Regions from separate parts of the Homo sapiens genome. Here region 2 is linked to region 1. A link is an interaction called in ENCODE POLR2A ChIA-PET data of the cell type or tissue named here. Cell type or tissue: PC-3. All regions are shown on one strand. Links, peaks and the distances in the headings refer to the core of each region. The heading gives the core; the rest is flanking DNA.

Region 1 (5,233 bases), core at 1,355-3,854:
GTATTAAATATAGTCCATCAATTCTAGGCACAAAAGGCCATGTTATAGCTATTAGCATGATCAATACATGTCAAAAGGAAATGTTAGCAATTAAGCAATAATGAAAAAGTCAAGAAAATAAAAATCTAGGTGAAGAAAGACTACACTGGAATATCTGCATGGCAGTAGCAGTCTTTCTTAGGGTAGCTAAACTTAAATGGCTACCATTGGAGAATTATAGTTAGGTCTCTCCACAGCACTCATGTCCTAATGGAGTATAGTACACAGAATATGATGAATTGATTTTTTTTTGACACCTCAAAGTGATCTCCACATAAAATAAATACTTGTAAGTGATGGCCCTTACTGAACGAACAAGATATTTTTAAAGTATAAATATTGTGGGGAAACGTTAAACCTCCAAATCTGTAAGTCAACATAGCTCTAAAGAGGAAAAATTAATGTTACACAGTATCTACTGGCCTGTCAATTGTTACATTTTTAAAAATAGAGCATTGTATACTTAATAGACTGGCATCAAATCTTTTGTACCCTGTATTTTTTGATCAAACAGTTGTTTAAACTGCTTGTATTCGAGGGATGCTTTTCATTTGTAAACATAATATTAATCTTGCCAACAATTCCATACCCTAGTATCTTTTTATTGTAACAATAAAATATATTCTTCTCTATAAAACATTTATGCTCTTTGAAGAGTTTCTTTTCTGCCTGAGGTTTCTTTTTAATCAATTTGTCTATCTCTTTATCTTTACAAACTCATCTTTAATCTTTTGTTTCTTTAAAACAGTCTGGTTTTTAAAGATTTTAGTTTTGAACATCGAATTTTGTGATATAAATTTATGGGGTCATGTATGAAGAATTTTGTCTTCATACTTGAAGTCAAAGGATGAAAAATTTGATCCCTAAAGAGTTCTTTTCACAATTTTTAAATTTCAATAAAATAAAGAATGGTAGGACTGTGATTGAAAAATGTGATACTAAATTTTTCTATTGAATGATGCATATTTATTTTTAAAATCCTTCTCTGTACTTATTCATTCAACAAATATTTATTAAGTGCTCAGTTTGTGCCAGCCACTATAGTAAGCACTGTGGAGTAAAAACAAACTTGGTCTGTGCAATCTTTGGATTTAGGTTATTGGCAGGGTAGGAGGCAGGTATTAATAAAATAACACAAAACTGCAGTGAAGACAAGTATGATTATGAGCAGTATGGTGCTGTATAGATAATATGGTGATTTGACTTAATAAGAGGCCAGAAAAATGGTTTGTTTATTTATTTATTTATTAATGACAGAGTCTTGCTCTGTTGCCCAGGCTGGAATGCAGCATTGCAATCTTGGCTCACTGCAGCCTCAGCGTCCCGGGCTCAAGTGATTCTCATGCCTTAGCCTCCCGAGTAGTTGGGACTACACGGGCCAGCGCCTGGCTAATTTTTGTATTTTTAGTAGAGATGGCTGTATTAGGCAGGATTCTCTTAGAGGGACAGAACTTCTGCCTGCTTTATACTTGCTGGAAGCTGATGAGATTGTGCCCACCAGATTAAGGGTGGATCTGCTTTCCCCAGCCCACTGACTCAAATGTTAATCTCTTTTGGCAACACCCACACAGACACACCCAGGATTAATACTTTGTGTCCCTCTATCCAATCAAGTTGACACTCAGTATTAGCCATCACAGTGAGGTTTTACCATGTTGCCCAGGCTGTTCTTCACCTCCTGGCCTCAAGTGATTCTCCTGCCTCAGCTTCCCAAGGTGCTGGAATTACAGGCATGAGCCACTGCGCCTGACCAGAAAAGTGGTTTACCTGATAAAGTGGCATTTGAACTGAGATCTGAAAGTAGAATATACTTGAAGTAGATGAAGAGAGGAATGACAATATTTTATAGCAGAAAGGACAGCAGCCCTTGGTGGCAGGAGGCATGTTGTATTCCAGGAACGAAAGACCAATGCAGCTGTAGTGGAGAGAATACCTGAGAGCATGTGATCAGATGAGGCCCACCTGAGGGCAGATAGGGCTAGACTAGGCATAGTGTAGCCACAAAAGGGCTTTCAGTCAGTGATAAGGATTTGGGTCTTTATCTTAAAAAGACAAGGAGAATCCATGTTACATATTTTAAGCAGGAATTGAAGGTGGGGTCTTGAGGAAGGTGAGTGGTTGGGCAACGAGACAGGAATGGTGAAACTCTGTTAGTCTACAATGTGCAAGGTGGCAGAAGTGCATGCCAAAAGTGGACATAGGCAGGCCAGGTGCGGTGGCTCACGCCTGTACTCCTAGCACTTTGGGAGGCTGAGGCGGGGGGGATCACGAGGTAAGGAGATAGAGACCATTCGGCTAACACAGTGAAACCCCATCTCTACTAAAAATACAAAAAGTTAGCTGGGCTTGGTGGCGGGCGCCTATAGTCCTAGCTGCTTGGGAGGCTGAGGTAGGAGAATGGCGTGAACTCGGGAGGCAGAGGTTGCAGTGAGCTAAGATCGTGCCACTGAACTCCAGCCTGGGTGACAGAGTGAGACTCCGTCTCAAAAATAAACAAACAAAAAAGTGGACATAGGCATTCTAGTCAGAAAGTTTGTCTAGTAGTCAAAAAAAAAAAAAAAAAAAAAAAAAAAAGGATGGTGCCTACTTCATTGCCTTAAGCCCTTTCTATCTTGGACAGAACCTCAGAGGGGCCCAGATATTTTCTTGGAGACAGATTCTGTCATGTTTTTGTGTCAGGAGTCTGAATGTCAGTTCTTCCGAAGTTTTACTGCAGCACTAGTGCTGAAGACTGCTGTACTTGTTTGGATGATTAATACTGACTCATAATCCAAAAGCAGGTACATGAAGACTATAATATTCTTAACCATGTATTGCAGATATGCTTTTGGAAGCTGATTCAAAAAACTTACATGAGTACAAGGTGATCTTTAATTGGTTTATGCTCCAGCTACACTTTTTGCTTGTTATTGCTGTGGCAGTGAAAATTCTGACATGAACAAAAGACTGAAAGTAAACATAACTTGAAATATTTATTAGTATAGAGTGGTTCTTGAATTGTATATTTGCTATAGCCTACATTTCAGGCTAAAATTCATTCTATACCTAGGCTTTAACATCTGTTTCTTGGTGCTTTCTTTGTAACTAGCAATACTCTGAAAAGACAGTGTGACATCGGTTAGCAGTTACATCACCAGTCTGTGATGTCGTGTGTGTAATTGTCAGTGGTCAATCCATGGTGCTGTGTGAAATTATACTTAAGCTATAGTGGAAAACTAGTGTCCTCTTCCTTGGCAACTGTGACCAAGTGTGGGAGATAAGCCTGAAGGCTTTAACTGAATAGCCATCTGTTTAAAGCGTCTGGTTTTAAATGTAGCAGCTCATGTCACATCAGTCAGAAAAGGCTCCTGCAGCTGCAGCAGCCTCTGTTTCAGTTAAATAAATAAACAAAATGTGTTTCTTTTTTGTATTTTGTTATTATGTTCCTAAGTCTCCTTTTTTGTTGTTGGTTTTTTTCTTTCATACTTACAAGATTTTGGTTGAGGAAGTTGAATTGTTGATAGGTGGGGTCACCTCATGAGTTAATTATTTGAGATTGTTTAAATACATTTTTATATCTGTCTCTGAAATAACAAAAGTGAAGCTTTGTGGTAAGAAACTATTCAGTTTTTTTATTTGATATGCACTTTCATGTGTCTTGGTGCATAGTGCTGATGGGAAAAGAATGAAATATATGATGAAATACTGTGCTTGAAGAGCAGCAAGCATTGAACCCAGTCATAGCTCGTGAACTTGTGAATGGACCTGTTTCTTTTTAAGTATGTGAAAATTTCTGGGAAATATTCTGATGAATTTTACATAGGTCATCTCTTACTATTGAACTTAAAATATTTCCCTTTTTCTCCCAAGAAGAACATTTTCAGTTTTACTTCTTTTGTCCTGTGCTGCCTTCAGTGAATGAAGAAAATTACTGCTTTATTCATTTGATATTATGGCATTGAAGTATACCATTATTGTGAATTTGATTTCTCTAGTATAGGCTTAGCAATTTGAAGATATTACTGGGAGATTGGCTTATATTAGGAAATAGTCTCCTTTATAAAAAAATTCAAAAACGCAATTTCAGCTTAATTCATCTCTAAGCAGTTATTATGTATGATATGTGTACTTCTCTATTTAGAAGGGCTTTACTATGAATTTTTGTAAATACCCTTTTCAATACACTTAAAAATTCTTCACCTTGGCCAGGCACAGTGTAATCCCAGCACTTTGGGAGGCCGAGGCAGGTGGATCATGAGGTCAGGAATTCGAGACCAGCCTGACCAACATGGTGAAACCCTGTCTCTACTAAAAGTACAAAAATTAGCTGGGTGTGGTGGTGCACACCTGTAATCCCAGCTACTCAGGAGGCTGAGGCAGGAGAATCACTTGAATCTGGGAGGCAGAGGTTGCAGTGAGCCGAGATCGCACCATTGCCCTCCAGCGTGGGTGACAGAGCAAGACTCTGTCTTAAAAAAAAAAAAAAAAAAAATTCTTCACCTATAAACAGTGCAATTATTCATGAATTTTTATTATATAAAGATATATATTTAATGTCATATACTTGATAGGGCTTTTTAACTAATAAGGATGATAGTGCAATTAGCTTATTGATTTGTAAATACCTGCCTCTGGTGTCTTCTATCATACCTAAACCTTTGTTTTGATTCATGAATATATTAGGCAGTTTTGTTTGTATTTTGTAACTATTTGAGAAGAAATAGTTTAAGCAAAAGTAATCTTCAGTCTTGCCATTGTCCCAAGTCATAAAAAATTCTGAAATAATTGTATTTTGCATTAAAAATGTCTTTATTTAAACTCGGCATGGTGGCCTGAGTTGTAGTCCCAGCTACTCTCAAGACTGAGGTGGAAGGATCACTTGAGCCCAGGAGTTTGAATCTAGTCTGGCCTAGACAATATAACAAGACCTTGTCTCTTTATTTATTTTTTATCTTTATTTTTAAAAGTCTTGATTTAATAAGACTTCAATGATCAGTTCAACTTGAATTTTTACCATTTAAAATGTTAAGACGTAGTAAAAGAGAAAAATAGAAAAAGTCACTTGACATAAAAGTATAACTTACGAGGAATTGTATATACAAATTAGTGGTCAAGATAACAGATTGATCATATTATTTTCCAAATAGGTTTATTTGGAGATATGTGAATTTTATTGTTTCTGAAGTAATTTTATAGTTACTGTCTAGTACTTAAT
Region 2 (2,500 bases), core at 1-2,500, 980 kb before region 1:
ATGGGGCGTTAGGGGCCTGTCTCTGCACCTGTCTGTCCATCTGCATGCAGTATTCTCACCCATGTTGAATGCCTGCTGCTTGTTTACCCTTTGGAAACCCTGGGGTGACCAAGGTTTGGAAAGCCACCTGAGACCACTTCATAGCAAGGGAAGGCTTTAAGCAGTTACTAGAAAGAGATGGGGATTTGGCCCCTGGCTCCTCCAGCCTGAATGAGCTATTTAATCCACTGTCCATGTTCCTCATCAGTCAAATCCAAAGTCAAAGGATTTGAACCTGCATCTGGAAACGTAACCACTCACAGCACCTGGCCCGCCAAGGTTGGGAGGATTGTACACTACTTTCATTTAAAGGGGAAAGTTTGATAATACGGAATTAATTAATATGAATGAGATGCATTAATAAGAACCTGAGCATGCTGAGAGTTGCAATTGTTGGTTTTCTGGTTTGATTGATTTCCTTTTTTCTTAGACACATCAAAGTCAAGAAAGATGGTTTTACCTTTACTGACCCAGCTGTACATATGTATCTAGACTGTTTTTAAATGTCTTTCTTCATGAATGCTTCATGGGGCTCCAGGAAGCCTGTATCACCTGTGTAAGTTGGTATTTGGGCACTTTATATTTTTCTAAAAACGTGTTTTGGATCCTGTACTCTAATAAATCATAAGTTTCTTTTTAAAAATTTTCCAAAACTTTTCTCCATTTTAAAAAGCCCTGTTATAAACGTTGAACTTTCACAATGTTAAAATGTTAAATATTTGGATATAGCAACTTCTTTTCTCTTCAAATGAATGCCAAGATTTTTTTGTACAATGATTAATAAATGGAACTTATCCAGAGAAACCACGCAAATGGCCTGCCCAATTTCGTTTGAGGACAGAAAGCCCAGCCATGACTTGAGTAGAATGTCTCTCACCTCTCTTCGGATCTAAATATGAAAAGTATGTTCTGCTGAATTTTTCTGAGCATTGGTGAGCGGACAGCCTACCTGTAAACCATGACCTCCTTGCCAAACGTTAATTTTATCAGCTCACTAGTAACCTTTGAGAATTATCTGGTTGTCATGCAAAGATTGCACTTTCTGAATTATGTTAAAACACATGTTGTAAAATGAGAACTGCTCATGCTTTGAAAGAAAACCAGGTTCTTCGTGCGTTCTGTTGCCGTTGATTTGAATGGCTGTGCTGTATACGATGTGTCCAGAATGTCTTCAGAGCACTGTTTCCGTGTGATGTTACTACCTACTATGTGGGAGGAAAAAAGGTTATAGGTTAAACAAAGTCAATTGACTCTATGGTGGTGTTTCTCAATACCTGTGACGCACAGTACTGTGCGTCGTGACTTTCTAAGAGAAGTGTGCAGCGGGTGTGTCATCTTGATATATGAAACCCTGGAATTTCCCTCCCCTACACGCACGCACCGTCCCCGGGGGTCCGGTGTTTGCAGACATGCTTTGAAAAGCTGTCTCAGTGAGACATCAGTTATGTCCAAAATGAGTTTACCTTAGAATCAGACCGGTTTTGCCAGGCGTCATGTTTGCAAACATTATCCACCTAATCAGATTTTGAAAGGCCGGCTTTCATGTCGCCTGCCTGAGACTCATAACAGATCCCCATTATAAGCGCGTTTACACAGCAAAATGATTTTATTGAGAAAACCAGCATTAAGTACTGTTGCCGGCTCAGTTTTCCATTGCATACTATCTACTTAAAGTCCCGTTCTCATTTGTAAGTGTTCCGATCTTTCCCCACGGAGAAAACTGAGCAGAGCTGCCGTGTCGCAGGCTTTCTGCTGCTGATGTCGCATCTCTTTGCTTTCCCCTCCTTAGTCCATACTCCAAGTAAGTGAACTCAGACTACCAGCAACTTTTTAACTGAAAAGTATCTGTCCATGATGATCAAGATGCAGCTCTTCGTGTTTTTATTTTGTCTTTTTTTTTTTTTTTTTTTTTTGGAGGGAAGGAGAGACATCAACTGGACAAAATGCAAAATTTGGATGTGGGACAATTGCTTTTTGGAGACGTGAATAGCTGTACTGTACGTATTATTTTGTGTGGCATGCTAACTTTGAGCCGGGCACTGGCCTAATAAAGTCTTTGTAATCCTCCCAGCAATCCTATAAAGCAGACGCAGATAGTAAAGATTTTAGGCTTTGCAGGCCACGTACAGACTGTCACATGTTCTCTGTTTTTAAAAGTGTCAACAACATTCTTAGCTCAAAAACAGGCTGCAGGTGGGATGGTGCCCACAGGCCATAGTTGGCTGACCCCGGCTAGGGTGTAGGCACTTAGCATTCCACTGTATAAAGGGGAAACCCAGGTCATACTGCGTGTGCGTGGGTGGGAAGCCGGATGTGGAATACAGGTGGTCCCTGAGTCTCCAGGAACCACTGAGCTCCAGCTGTTCACACCCACACTCTGCGGCGCAAGCAACTACCTCGCCACGGTTTAGCCTTGGTCTAGCAGCGACTTTAACCTTGAATGTTGCATTTCTGAAAAATT

Evidence for each region. ChIA-PET counts read pairs that join two places held together with the same protein. Peaks named below come from ENCODE experiments on the same cell type or tissue, not always from the same donor. Only the 100,000 strongest peaks of a DNase experiment are listed, where the experiment ranks them.
Region 2: POLR2A ChIA-PET joins it to region 1 with 8 read pairs; 1 of 35 experiments calls an interaction of 5 or more read pairs at or near these places.

The regions. Positions count from the first base shown.
Region 1 is chr12:116,162,640-116,167,872 of GRCh38, reverse strand. All of the region lies in intron 2 of MED13L (mediator complex subunit 13L), which reads left to right. Among named protein-coding and RNA genes, the nearest start is that of MIR620, 17 kb to the right of the region's middle. In PC-3, for the core only: no CTCF peak of the experiment used is centred there; a DNase peak (open chromatin) is centred at 2,772; H3K4me3 peaks cover 1,501 bases; H3K27ac peaks cover 1,990 bases.
Region 2 is chr12:117,142,126-117,144,625 of GRCh38, reverse strand. It overlaps FBXO21 (F-box protein 21), which reads left to right. Exons shown (of 12, transcript NM_015002.3): 12 at 1-2,500. Among named protein-coding and RNA genes, the nearest start is that of TESC-AS1, 44 kb to the right of the region's middle. RefSeq lists enhancers at 1,155-1,234, 635-1,834. In PC-3, for the core only: no CTCF peak of the experiment used is centred there; a DNase peak (open chromatin) is centred at 1,395; H3K4me3 peaks cover 1,190 bases; H3K27ac peaks cover 2,312 bases.